3 separate regions of the Homo sapiens genome follow, and regions 2 and 3 are each linked to region 1. A link is a contact called in ENCODE Hi-C or POLR2A ChIA-PET data. All regions are on one chromosome and are shown on one strand. The core of a region is the stretch at or near the end of the contact, and the rest is flanking DNA. Distances in the headings are between cores, read along the strand shown.

Region 1 (4,691 bases), core at 655-3,154:
CTGCCTGCACTACTCTATGCTACACAGTTCTTACCATAGGATTCCTAAGTATTCTTTATCCTTGTGTATATTTCTGTTTAACTATGTTGGCTTATCCCTGTTCTAGCACAGTGACTTGCATTAAAAGGCCATGGTAAATGCTAATTACTTGATTGAGAAAAGTTGGAAAATCCATAGATGGGAGAACTGGCCAGACCAGGGAGAATTTCTATCCCAGGTATTCTTTGCTATGTAACAAATTACCCAAAAGCTTAGTGGCTTCAAACAAGAATTTATTATGTTCAAGGATTTATTGGGAATTGGAAAGGAGACATTAGGGCTGGCTTCTCTCTGCCATGAGGTCTGGGGTCTCAGATGAGAAGACTAATCATCAATGGCTGGAGCTGGAATTATCTGAAGACTTACTCATATCTGGTGTTTGAGAGGAAAAGGCTCAAAGGTTAAGACTGCCAAGCGGAGCACCCATCTGTGGCTTCTCTGTGTGGGTTGGCTTCTTCATAACATGGCAGCCCCAGGGGAATCAGACAGGACTCCCAGAAGGAGTATTTCAGTGCAACAAATGAAAGCATTTTTGGACCTGGCCTCTGAAGTCGCATAGTGTCACTTCTACCATACTCTATTGGTTGAAGTAGTCACAAGCCTACCCAGTTTCAAAGGGGAGAAAACATAAACCCCACCTCCTCATGGAAGGAGTGGCAAGGTCACATTATCACATAGCATGTGGGATAGGAACTATTGTAGCAGCCATCTTTGGAAAGTACAACCTGCAATGTTTAAATTCTTTGGAAAATGCAATTTCTAACCCAAGTCTAGGCTTTAACAGACTACAGTTTTGGACATGTTCAGTCTGTGACCAAATGTTCTGGAACTACATGGAGTCCACAGCCAGAATATCTTGTTAATAACAATAGCAATAATAGACATCATTTGTTAACACACACTAGTGAATACTTACCAATGTCTTACAAGCATTTCCTAATTCCTCAAATTGATGCTATGATAAAGGGCTAATCATTATTCCATTTCACTAACGAGAAAATTGTGGCACAAAATTGTCAAGTGAGTTGGGCAAGATCAGTGGAAGCAAGATTTGATATCAGCCATGTCTGTCTGACTCTGGAGTCTAGCTTTTTAATCCTGAAGCTGTACTGACTCTATATATGACATTGTCAGAGGCATGTGAACCAGAGCAACTCCATCTGGAATAGGAGCTGTGTAAAATAAGGCTGAGGCCTACTGGGCTGCGTTCCCAGAAGGTTAAGGCATTCTAAGTCATAGGATGAGTTAGGAGGTCAGCACAAGATATAGGTCATAAAGACGTTGCTGATAAAACAGTTTGCAGTAAAGAAGCCAGCCAAAACCCACCAAAACCAAGATGGCCACGAGAGTGACCTCTGGTTGTCCTCACTGCTACACTCCCACCAGTGCCATGACAGCTTACAAATGCCATGGCAATGACAGGAAGTTACCCTATATGGTCTAAAAAGGGGAGGCATGAATAATCCACCCCTTGTTTATCATATCATCCAGAAATAACCATAAAAATGGGCACCCAGCAGCCCTCGGGGCTGTTCTGTCTATGGAGTAGCCATTCTTTTATTCCTCTACTTTCTTAATAAACTTGCTTTCACTTTACTCTATGGGCTCTCCCTGAATTCTTTCTTATGCAACATCCAAGAACCCTCTCTGGCGGTCTGAATCAGGACCCCTTTCCTGTTACAACATTGTTCATCTTAAAGGCTTCAGAGCCCTTCGTTCTTACAGCTCTTTGTAAATAACTAGGTCTATGTGGGGAATGTCACTTTTATCACTGATTCCTCCTGTAGCATGTTATATTGTTTCTGGTTATGTTTCAGCATGCACAAGCCCTTCTGGAAACTTTGAAAAATTATGTTTCATTCTGTTCCTCTAACCACAACTTGGTCATAAATGCTTCTGGAATTTGTTTTCATCAGCTCAGGGCATCATTTCTTCCTTTGCTCTTGCCTGCCACAGCAATGTCAAAGCGGCAAGCAAAAACACATCCACTGATAATTCTTTTTATCTTCTAACAGCAACTTTTGTTTCTATGTCTGAATCATCCTTTAGGGCTCATACCCTGTTCTGGAGTGAATGTATTACATCATGTATTTGGAAGGGGTTTTGTTGAGTGCCTGAGTGATGGTTTTCTCCAACTTATGGGGCAGAAGGTTCTTGTCGCTTACTGCCCGAATTTTTCCAATCTAATTAAACACAAATTAGTGAAACCTGAGATACCCTGAGGACTCATTAAAGAGAAACTGCCAAACCTCTGAAAAACAGAATTTCCACATAGATTTCCCTACAGCTATGTTTGTCAATTTGTAGAAAGCTAAGAATACTCCAAGTAGTGATTAACGGTCTGAATGAAATTGCACACACGCACAAAAGAGCCCATTTAATAAACCAACAATGGAAGGTACAACTGTGGATCAACTGCTCCACATTTCTCTCCTTGGAGGTTCAAATGCAGCAATGAAACTAAGCTGGTACTTGAATGAAGTGATTTTCCTCCCTGAAAAGGAATCATGTTTCATCCCTACTTTCTAAATTCTTTTTTGTTTTGCCAGACATCTATTCCTTGTATTACATAAGAATAGAAAGCCACAAATTGTCTAGGCACAGGTGGTCTAGCTTTGAAAGATGCTAATATCCACCATTCAACTAGAATCTCCCAGACTGTTTAATTGGAATTTTGTTTTGTTCTGTTTTGTTTATTTGTGTGTTTAGCATTAGCAGGGGGAACAGAAAACTGTCTCTCCTTTAGGCTGAGCACTTGGGAATAGACTTCCAAACATCAACTTAAAAGCCAAGAAAGAAAAAAAAATACTCGGGTAACATAACAGCTGCTGAGCTCTACAGAACACAATTACTAAAAACATCTTGTATAGCTGTGAAGGGACACTCAAAGAGCTTTTAGCTAGTATAGATTCCTGGGTAGATTTTAAACTTTCTAAGACAATGCATAGATATATCAATGGAGAACATGCACATCTGGAAAAAATCACAAAATAACTGGGATAGAAAAAGAAGGGAGACAAATTCCCTACAACAGCCACTGAACTACAGCAACCCATGAAACGCAAGGATGGATTAAATGGCAACAAATTCTTTAAGAAATTTAATAGGATTATGTACAGAATATAGTACTCATTTCATTTCCTAGAATGATAAAGGCTGTCATCACTGGTCATTAGAGAAATGCAAATCAAAACCATAATGAGATACCATCTCACACCAGTTAGAATGGTGATCATTAAAAAGTCAGGAAACAACAGATGCTGGAGAGGGTGTGGAAAAATAGGAATGCTTTTACACTGTTGGTAGGAGTGTAAATTAGTTCAACCATTGTGGAAGACAGTGTGGCAATTCCCCAAGGATCTAGAACCAGAAATACCATTTGACCCAGCAATCCCATTACTGGGCACATACCCAAAGGATTATAAATCATTGTACTGTAAAGACACATGCACATGTGTTTATTGCAGCACTGTTCACAATAGCAAAGACTTGGAACCAGCGCAAATGCCTATCAATGATAGACTGCATAAACAAAATGTGGAACATATATACCATGGAATACTATGCATCATAAAAAAGGATGAGTTCATGTCCTTTGCAGGGACATGGATGAAGCTGGAAACCATCATTCTCAGCAAACTAACACAAGAACAGAAAACCAAACACTGCATGTTCTCACTCATAAGCGGAAGTTGAACAATGAGAACACATGGACACAGGGAGGGGAACATCACACACCAGGGCCTGTCATGGGGTGGGGAGCTAGGGGAGGGATAGCATTAAGAGAAATACCTAATGTAGGTGACGGGTTGATGGGTGCATCAAACCACCATGGCATGTGTATGCCTATCTAACAAACCTGCACGTACTGCACATGTATCCCAAAACTTAAAGTATAATAATAATAATTTTAAAAGATAAAGTCTAAAAGGAATCTCAAAACAACATTCTGTGTAACCTTCTTATCTTATGTTTTATTTTGTTTGATAAGAAGACAATAGAGAAAAAGTAGATAATTATCAGTATGAATGGGACTAGCTACTGGCAACCTAGCTTCTGGGCCGTTACCCTTCCTATCACACTTCTTGGTACCTATGTTTTACAGAGTAGCTTACAGTATTGTTATATGAGTCATTTCATTATATCTTCACATGTGAGATATCAGAAAAGGCATCAGTTCATTTTGAAGATGATGCATTTACTTAAATGCAATGAAACATAGAAAGTTTAATGTCCTAATGCTAGTTACACAGATAATGATACAAACAAGACCAAACCCCAGGCCTCTAGGTTTCAATATATATGTATATTATCTACTCTGGAGTTTAAGTGATTATATTCACTGAATGTTACCATTTACAAATGTCAGGTTCTATACAGTGATACCTTGAATAATGTCCTTTTATAACAAATTCCTTTGTGAAAAAAAAAAAGCCCATGATATTAATAGAAAAGAAAACAGAAGCAACAGGCACATAGCAGTAATATTTCATTGGTGGAAAAATTTAAAACTAACCAATCAGCAAACACTTTTCTCAGTGTTTTGTTTTTGGTTTTTTCCCTATTTTAAGAAAAATATAGCTGGTCAAAGGTAAGAAAAAGTTTATTTGCTTTATTTTTAGCCACTACATTTTTTCCCAACTATTCCATTC
Region 2 (4,691 bases), core at 1,321-3,820, 41 kb after region 1:
GCAATTCAGGAATTTAGCATTGCCAAGTAATGATATGTGGCTTAGCCCTGCTTGTTTTTCAAGAAGCATCAGCATGGTTTGTGGTATTTCCTCACTGCCTAACTTAAGATGGGGCATCTTAAACATTATTTTGATGTTATATCCCTCCAAAACTTTGCAATGTTAGCTAGTTTAGTTTTGATGGATGGAAAAGTCAAAACAGCAAGTCTAAGGTCATGAGGCGTCAATGAGAGAACAAAGAGTATAATCTATGTGAAGGGCAACTAGCAAGAGACCCAAAATCTAACAACAAGCAGATCTTGACACCTCTCATGATAGATCCTTAAATTGTCACCACAGTGTTCCCTACTTAACCCAGTTTCACCTTCATTAATTCCCATGCCCCTTTCCCTAAGTTTTCTCAGACATCAAGCAGAGCCTTCCATCTCACCCGGCCTCTCAAGAACTTCACTCTCAGCATCTGCCAGAGTCTACCTTCCTCACTTCTACCCTCCATTCCCAAAGAGCAAGAAGGTGGATATGTGCCAGAAAAAGGCTAGAGATCCTTTACCTCAGTCTTTTAATTTTTAATCATTGGAAAGAGAAGGAATGAGTTACAGGAGAAAGAATAATGGATTTGGTGTCAGAAACCAAGATGAAGTCTGATTCTGCCACTAATCACTCTGTGACTTTGAACCACTCACCAAAATGGATTAATCTCATAAAACTTCGATATCCTCATCAGTAAAGCAAAATAGCACACTTGTTTACTGTGAGGTGCAAAATTCGTCAAATGCCTTTATAAACCACATGGTGCCCTGTGAATGTAAATAGTATGATGTGGATTCCTCTAGCACTGATGGCGAAGTGGCACTGAAAGGGCTTCTTAGGCTTCATAAACGCCTACACAAAAACCGGTCTTTATGCCCTCACTTTTCCCTAGAAGTCTTCATTAAGAGAAAGGTGAAAGAACCCGGTATACGTGGGCTAAATAAAAGAAATTTATTGGAAAATTTCTTTCTACTCTGTAATATATATATTTTATTTTAAGATAAATAGTTTAAATGTCCTGTTAAATAAAACTGATGCTTTGGGAAGCTGTGATATGTTTACCGCATGGCTTTTTGTGCCCCTGGAACTGCGCCCCATGGTATCCTGGGTTGTAGACCTCTCCTTTCCCCATATGTGTTTCCATAGGAAGCTCTCAAAAGCTGTATTATAATCATCTGATTACTGGTCAGCCTCTTCCTGACAGGCACTTTGCTTTACATCTTGTTTCTTCCTAGAGCCTAGCATAGTGCATGGTATATTTTAAGCATCCTATAAATATTTGCTAAAAATAATAAATGAATTAACTTTCTCTTTTCTTTTTTTTTGAGATGGAGTCTCGCTCTGTCCCCCAGGCTGGAGGGCCGTGACATAATCTAGGCTCACTGTAACCTTCACGTCCTGGGTTCAAGCAATTCTCTGCCTCAGCCTCCTGAGTAGCTGGGATCACAGGCGCCCGCCACCACGCCCGGTTAATTTTTTTGTATTTTTAGTAGAAATGCGGTTTCACTATCTTGGCTAGGCTGGTCTTGAACTCCTGACCTCGTGATCCGCCTCGGCCTCCCAAAGTGCTGGGATTACATTTTTTGGGAGTAACTGATAAATAATGCCCTAATTACTATTGACTTCCACTGATAAAAACTGAAAAGGCAAAGTGAGAGACTGAAGAGTTAAATGGCTGGGCCAAAATTCTAAGTCCAATGCTGGCTTTGAGCTCTTCCATCCAGTGCCCAGACACCTTTCCCTGATCCTAAAGAGCCTGCCTCTCAGCATAAATATTCACTTTATCACTGGTATGCCTGTCTTAATGTATAAACACTATTGATGGTTTACTCTGTGCATTTAATTCCTATAGTCCGCAATTATAAATATAAGAGACTTTGTTCCAGTTTTTGTTCTACATTCCACAGTGTCTGTGTCACACACGAATTTCCCTTTGAAACCAATGAGCATTCTATGCCAGAAGATATCCTGGGGATGGAGGAGGAAGGGAGGGAGGGGAGAGAGAGAGAGAATCAGAGTCACCATCTGTTGACAATACTCTTGTGCAGAGCCAGTTTTGAAGGTTAATGACATGTCACGCATCCTCCAGCGTCTGGTAACAAAAATAGGCTGCTCTCCCAGAATTCGTTAGGGAGTTGTGGCCCCATGGAAGATGTAACTTGTCAGCCAGCACTCCAGTAGGGTCCAGGAAGACAATTTCTGCCAAAAGCTGGATGAAATTTAATGGAGATCCAGGAAAAACAACTTTTACTAAAATTCAAATGTGGAAGTGATCATTTTTCCCTGAGGCCAGTAAAAAGGCTATAAATTATTGACTTTCCAAAATGACCCTGCGTAATGTTTATAAGGAACTCTTGCATTTCATCGCAATTCTTCAATATACATCTACTCCTTTCTCTATTTCTTTTCAGAAAAATTAAGATTGTAAGCTTGTAATGCAAACAGGTCCAAGGGTTCACCAAGGATCTGCCCATGGTTTTTTTAGATGGTTAAATTTTTGGCAGTGCAGCTGATCCACGGCAAATCTGGGTCTCAGCTTTATTGACAGCCTACTGTTTAATGACTCACTTTGCTGTCTCATCAAGAATGCACCCAGTGGAAAGGCTACACCTTCTCAAGTGTAATTGCATGCTTTCTCCACATCTCTTCTGGGCTCTCTTTAATTTTCAAAGCCCCACTGAGCAACCTTTAAAAATCTGAGCCCTTTCCCACCTGGTGCTCGATGCTTTAAGAGGAGGTGACTCTGACTGTTTTTCTGTTAACCTAAGAACAAACTGTCTTGTCCCAGCATGGAGTAGAGTGGCTTGAACAAGGACGTGTAAAAAGAAACAGAGCAAGGAAACTGAAATACTTCCAAGCTCTTCTGCATTCTGTCTTTATAGCATGACATCATTAATATTGTTTGAAGTAAAGTTTTTGGACTATAGCTCTGCCTAACTTCAAATATAAATGTAAATTACAAACAAAAAACTAAATGAGTGTTTGATTACTTGCCAGCTTGGAGTATCCAATCCTCTCTTATTCAAGAGCAGAATTAAAAATAAAAGTTTGGTGGTATGAGGTGCTAAAATGATCACTCATATAGAAGTCAGGAAATTTGGGCCATTTTCAGGTTCTTCTTGGGTGACTTTGTATAAATCACTAACTTCTGTGGGCCTCAAATTCTCCAGCCCTGAAGTTAAATTCAATTTAAAAGTACATTTTTAGCCACTAAAAATATTTGTCTAGATCAGCACTGTCCAATAGAACCTTGGCCAATGAAGGAAATGTTCTATATCTGCACTATCCAATATGGTAGCCCTAGCCATATTGAGCACTATTGCATGTGTAAATGTAAGTACTACGACTGAAGAACTGGATTTTTACTTTTATTTAATTTTAATCAATTTAAATTTAAAACAAACATGTACCTAGTGGCTACTATATTGGACAATGCAAGTTTAATTATTTCTAAGGCTCCTTATTAAAGGTTATGTTTTGATGATTACTTTTTTTTTTTTTTTTTAAATATGGAGTCTGGCTCTATCACCCAGGCTGGAATGCAATGGCATGATCACTCACTGCAACCTCTGCTTCCCAGTTTCAAGTGATTCTCTTGCCTCAGCCTCCCAAGTAGCTGCAATTATAGGCGTGTACCATCACACCTGGCTAATTTTTGTATTTTTAGTAGAGACGGGGTTTTACCATATTGGCCAGGCTGGTCTTGAACTCCTGACCTCAAGTGATCCTCCCTCCTCAGCCTCCCAAAGTGCTGGGATTACAGGCGTGAATCACTGTGCCCAGCCTATGTTTTGATGATTTCTCAACCTAGCTAATGACCCAGAGTGAATCTTTCTTTTTATTCTCACTACTGTAAAATTTACTTTATAAATTATTTGATATAAATAATCTTTAACAGTAATTAATCAGTCTGATTAAAAAATAGGAACTCCACATGAGAAAGATAAAGCATGTGAAAGAATTTTACAAATTTGAAAATGCAATGTAATTATAAAGCACTCTTAACAAAATCTCTGTTACACCTAACTGCACACCTTTCTTCAAGTGCCAGCTGATGCACATAGACCAAAAGCTGTTCTATCTCATAGTCCAAACCAATGGAAATACCTTGATGGAACCCTGCCGAAGGCCAAAAAGCTTAACCTTCTGAGTACTTTTTTTCACTGAGGTTTAAATAAATAGATTTTCAATTTCTTTTCCCCTCCACCACACTTGCCAAGTGTTTCTAACTAGATGTTACTATAATCTACACAACAAAATCATTCTTATTAATTATGCAATGCCTTATAACTGTTGCATGCATTTCTGTTGCTTCTCAGCTTTGCTTTGCAGCAGCAGAGCACGTCGAACATTGACCAGAAGAAGTCCAAAGGGATGACTGTTGTTCACCAGAGGCTCCCATTTTGGTCTGAGCCTGCATTTGCCTTTCTCTACTTCTGTTTAATTCCTTTCAGCCCCTAGACCTCCTCTCACTGACCTTTAGACTCTTCCAGCCCTTTCCACGTGGCATCTTAATTCTACCTTTTGAGTTCACAACACTATCTTTTTTTCCTCTGGTCTGTGTTTGGCTCCTCCTTCCTGGCACATTTACTTACTTCTGTACCTTCATGACTATCCCTTGTAATGTGGCCCTGGGATTTTCTCCTGGTGGGGAGCCTCAG
Region 3 (4,691 bases), core at 1,380-3,879, 44 kb before region 1:
GCCGATTGAACACCTGTTTGCACAACTGGAATGTCTGAAGCCAATTCATCCCCAGTGCATCTTTAACATTTAAGATAATTGGTATCCCTGCATCTAGATGCCCCGAGCTGTTTGGCTGTTCGGGTTCCTGCTGTTTCTTCAGTCTGGCTCTGTTTATTTATTTATTTTTTTCCTGACATGGAGTCTCACTCTGCCACCCAGGCTAGAGTGAAGTGGTGCGATCTTGACACATGGCAACCTCTGCCCCCCTGGTTCAGGCGATTCTCCTGCCTCAGCCTCTAGAGTAGCTGGGATTACAGGCACACACCATCACACTCGGTTAACTTTTGTATTTTTATTAGAGATAGGGTTTCGCTATGCTGGCCAGACTGGTCTCAAACTCCTGACCTCAAGCAATCGGCCCGCCTTGACCTCACAAAGTGCTGGGATTACAGGCGTGAGCCACCACACCCAGCCCAGGCTGGCTCGTAAAGCTTTTCTTTTACTTCTCTGAGCTATTTGATCTTTCTAATAAGTTCAATTTATTTAGTAAAAAGTTAATTTCTGCTTCTTACAACCAACAAATCCTAATTGATACTACCTTATACCTGGATTTTTAAAGGTCCAGGAAATACCAAGCTTATGAATACTTCTTTGTTCTAGTTCAGGACCCACTGACACTGAGCCCTGTCAATGGAATGTCCCACTAACAATTTGGAATTGAAAATTTAAAAGAATATTTGGCAATCGTTAAAGTATCCAAAAAAATGTTTTTTGGGAACAGGAAATTTTCATCCGATTGAACATTTAGGTAAAATAAATTTCTCTCTCCATTCCAGAGGTACATTCTTATTTTTATGAATTGGCTAGTGACTGGAGCTGGTTAAAAAATGGTGCAAACTCTGTGAGTTCACTAGCACTTTGTTAAATGAAATTGATCACTTGTAAAATACAGTAATTGCATTAAACAACTGTCATTAACCATAAGATCCCCTTGATGATGTCTCTTACACAGCTCCACAGGGAAAGCACTAAAAGTACACACATGCACACACATGCGCACATATACACTAGCCAAAATGTTTCCTGAGTATAAAATAAGACAGGAGAAAACACAGTAGAGTAGTAGAGACTCTCAGCAGGAACTACATTTGAAAAAATAATGATAAATGATATCATGATAAAAATGATGTCCTTAATAAAGCTACTAACACTACTTTACATAAATAATGGCCACTTGTAGATAAATTTTAGAATCATAGAATCTGCTTCCTAATTTTAGAGATGAGAAAACAAAAAGCCAAAAGAGTATCCACTAGGCCACACTGCCACTCAGCGAGTTAGCAGGAGCAGCAGGATGCAAATCTAGGTATAAGCAGAGTGTGAGTTTGGTGGTATGAAGGAAACACTGGAGCTGAACAAAAGATCATTGAAAAATCACTATTCACCTTACACTGAGGCCAATCTGCAAAATATTTTATCATTTATTAAACAATTTAAGCACTGAATCACAGACTATTTCCGGTACAAAATATTTAATAATGAGTGTATCGTGTGTGTGTGTGTGTGTGTGTGTGTACGTGTGTGTTTAAAGACAGGATTACTTATCGTTAGGAATAGGTTATTTTCCATAAAAAGGAAGTTTGGGCATATGGTACTGATTAAAAATGTTACTATGGTATATATAAAATAAAAACAGAAAAATACCATCAGTTTGAAATCATATGAAAGAAAACATGGCATTTTTTGCCTAATCAATGTTTATTTACAAAATACTCTGCAGGTATTCACACCTTTTCTCCTGGAATTTAGAATGCAATTAGTCATACAACATAAACCTAAAGAAAAAAATTACAAGCGTAGTAAAAATGCAACTTGTTTAGAATTTTGAAAATTGTGTAGAAAAGAGTTTCACACAATTATTCAGCATGAACTAGCTTGTTGTTATCAGTCAACAATAACCAAAAAAGTCAAATGCCTTCATGGGAGGAACATTTCAAGGTAAACTATAGTCAACTGAGATTTTTTAATATCTCAAGCTCAAAAGCAAGAGCATATATCCGAAAATCAAGTATTAATGATTTATTTATATCTCTTAACAGTGTTGTGGCAATTGAGGGAAAGGAAGGAGGTAATATGAAATGAGGAGATAGCTAGATGATATTTATGGAATGCATATAATTCAGGCATAATTATTTTCATGTTGGTTTTATGAAAACTTATAGTACATTATAACTAATCATGTTCCAGAAAATGCAAATAAGATAATAGTTGAGAAGGAATAGACATCAAATGCTTCTTTAATAAACCACAGCCATTTTCTCTAAGCAGGGAAAATGCTTTAATTGAATTTCATCTTATTAGAAAGACATTATTTCCTCCAGAGTCATAAAGTATATACAAGGAAGATTAGGAATTGTGCCTGTTGGGGCTATTTTGTAAGCACCACAATCTACTGTGGTGCTACTGTGGCTAGCGTAGGTAGAAAAATGAATTTATTGAAAGATATTAGACAGCTCAGAGAACTGTTGGGTGGGCTGAGGAATAGTCTCAAGATTAGCCCCTCCGGAACCATTCCTCAGAACCACACCAAAGAACTGGCCTGAGCAGGAAGTTACCATGGCCACCACCACCCCCACATTAGCAAAAGGAATGAATCATCCCCAGTTTGTTTCTTGCTACAGTTCACCTCCACGGTTAAGTCTCACTTCCGCCTCTAACTTACAAAACCATAGTTACACATCTGCAGCTTAGCCACAAGGGAGTCTGAGAATGCAGATTTTTTTTTTTTCTTTTCAAATTACCCTTGGAAAATGGAGCTCACAATGTGGAGAAGTATCAAATGAATAGAGGGTGTTGAAGGCATGTGGAAAATTTGGTAGGCAAAATTCTAAGATCTTCCACTATCTCCACTCCCTGATGTTATACCCAAGATTAGTTATATGGCAACAGGGATTTTGTAGATGTAATTAAGGGCCCTAAATAGTTTACTTTGAGTTCATCAAAAGGGTGATTATCCTTGGTGGGCTTGACCTAACCAGGTGAACCCTTAGAAGAGAATGTGCCCTTTCTGAGAGGAGATTTGAAGCATAAGAGAATTTTCCTGCTGGTCTTAAAGACACAAAGTCCACAAGATCGACAGCTGCAGGGAAACAAATTCTGCCAATGACCCCATGAGCTTGGAAGAGGGTCCTAAGCCTCAGATAAGACCCCAGCCCCAGCTGACACCTTAATTTTAGCCTTACAGGACCCTGAACAGAGAACCTAGTTATATTCTACCCAGAATTCCAACCAACAAAGCTATGAGATAATAAGCTAAGTTTTAAGCCACTAAGCTTGTGGTAATGTGTTATGCAGCAATATAAAATTAATCCAGGCAGCTACCAATGACAGGCATCTCTGAGAGTTGTCATGTATCAATGTTGGATAATAAATTATCCATAATCTTGTTAAGCATTTCCAAAAGGCAAAATAATTATAGTAAAGGTAATTTATATTTTCATAACCATTGTTAACTTCTCTTTAGGTACTATTCAGTGGTTACTCTCTGGTATAAACTGAGATTTAGAAATAAAAAAAGAAAACAGTTATTTAACAAATTTTTTGTACTACAATGTATTATCTAAATATGTGTGTGTGTGTGTGTGTGTGTGTGTGTGTGTGTGTGTGTCCAAGAGCTTATTACTATGGTAAAAATTAAAATATAAGTTTGATTTTATAACACCCATAATAAAAATATCTATCAGGAAGGACAGCTATAAGAAAAAGAAGGAAAATAAGCAAGTTAATAAGGAGGCAAACCAACTTTCTAATTGAGGAACAATTTATCACATGGTTTCATGCAGCTTACATTCTGACTAATTGATCATAATTTTATCAACCACGAGGTTAACAAGTAAAATATTCCTGGAATAGAAATAGACATGCTCTTACTCATCTCCCACAGCAGTTTCTTTAATGACATCTAAGAAAACAGCACAGTTCTAAAAACAATAATTACAGTCCATTTTAAAAAATTAGTTGAAATTACTTAGGTAAGGCTGTCTCATTTTAGAACAAAAACTAACTATGTAGTTTTTATATCAAGTTGGTTTAAAGCCCAAGACAAAACAAAGCAAAAATAATATGAACAAAGCCTCAAAAGAAGTTATAGGAGATCTATGGGAAAATCTATACTTCCCCGCTCAACTTTGAAGCTTGAATGTCCTATCAACCTGACATTTAATGACTTGTTTTGAGAACAGAATAATAATTTGTGACCCTTATTCCTAAGCAAGACATGCTAAAGATTACTGCATCTTGAGATGTACGAATTTCTGTATATTCAATCTCAGGAGACTCTATAACTCCACCATCCAAGATTAGCAACTAATTGCCACTAGTGACATGTGGCTATTTAGCCCTTGAAGATTGGCTAGTCCAAATTGAGACTGGCTGTAAGAATAAAATACACACAGATTTTGAATATTTAGTTTGGAGGGGAAAAACTCATTAATAAGTTTTATATTGATTATATGCTGAAATAATATAAATTATATTATTTTCACATGATAGTTAAAATACATTAACAACATAATTCATCTGTTTTCTAACTTTTTAAAAAATACGGCACCATGAAAATTTAAAACTTTACACATTACATGTCTATTGGATAACACTGTTCTGTAACATATGAAAATTCCACAGTTTTGTTTCAGAGATTCCATCATCAC

Evidence for each region. A loop is a pair of places that touch in the nucleus more often than their neighbours do. ChIA-PET counts read pairs that join two places held with the same protein, here RNA polymerase II (POLR2A). Pooled maps may share reads with other maps.
Region 2: a map of IMR-90 shows a loop between it and region 1 (3-fold over the local background). The contact joins two enhancer-like sites. A Hi-C loop is called at or near these places in 2 of 168 maps with a recorded cell type or tissue (IMR-90 and mammary epithelial cell) and 1 of 50 pooled maps. POLR2A ChIA-PET finds 5 or more read pairs at or near these places in 3 of 52 experiments (A549, HCT116 and Panc1).
Region 3: a pooled map shows a loop between it and region 1 (2.8-fold over the local background). The contact joins two enhancer-like sites. A Hi-C loop is called at or near these places in 3 of 168 maps with a recorded cell type or tissue (MCF 10A, heart right ventricle and tibial artery) and 2 of 50 pooled maps. POLR2A ChIA-PET finds 5 or more read pairs at or near these places in 4 of 52 experiments (HCT116, MCF 10A, Panc1 and 1 more).

What each region holds. Positions count from the first base shown.
Region 1 is chr12:75,682,912-75,687,602 of GRCh38, forward strand. All of the region lies in intron 6 of LOC105369844 (a long non-coding RNA gene), which reads right to left. Among named protein-coding and RNA genes, the nearest start is that of KRR1, 170 kb to the left of the region's middle. Within about 2 kb of position 1,905, at least 3 of the 41 ENCODE cell types and tissues checked have a DNase peak (open chromatin) inside an H3K27ac peak, as active enhancers do; they include IMR-90, where a contact is called at or near this core.
Region 2 is chr12:75,723,046-75,727,736 of GRCh38, forward strand. The region is part of intron 1 of LOC105369844 (a long non-coding RNA gene); the gene reads right to left. Among named protein-coding and RNA genes, the nearest start is that of KRR1, 210 kb to the left of the region's middle. Within about 2 kb of position 2,571, at least 11 of the 41 ENCODE cell types and tissues checked have a DNase peak (open chromatin) inside an H3K27ac peak, as active enhancers do; they include IMR-90, where a contact is called at or near this core.
Region 3 is chr12:75,638,567-75,643,257 of GRCh38, forward strand. The region is part of intron 8 of LOC105369844 (a long non-coding RNA gene); the gene reads right to left. Among named protein-coding and RNA genes, the nearest start is that of KRR1, 130 kb to the left of the region's middle. RefSeq lists a silencer at 3,689-3,889. Within about 2 kb of position 2,630, at least 5 of the 41 ENCODE cell types and tissues checked have a DNase peak (open chromatin) inside an H3K27ac peak, as active enhancers do.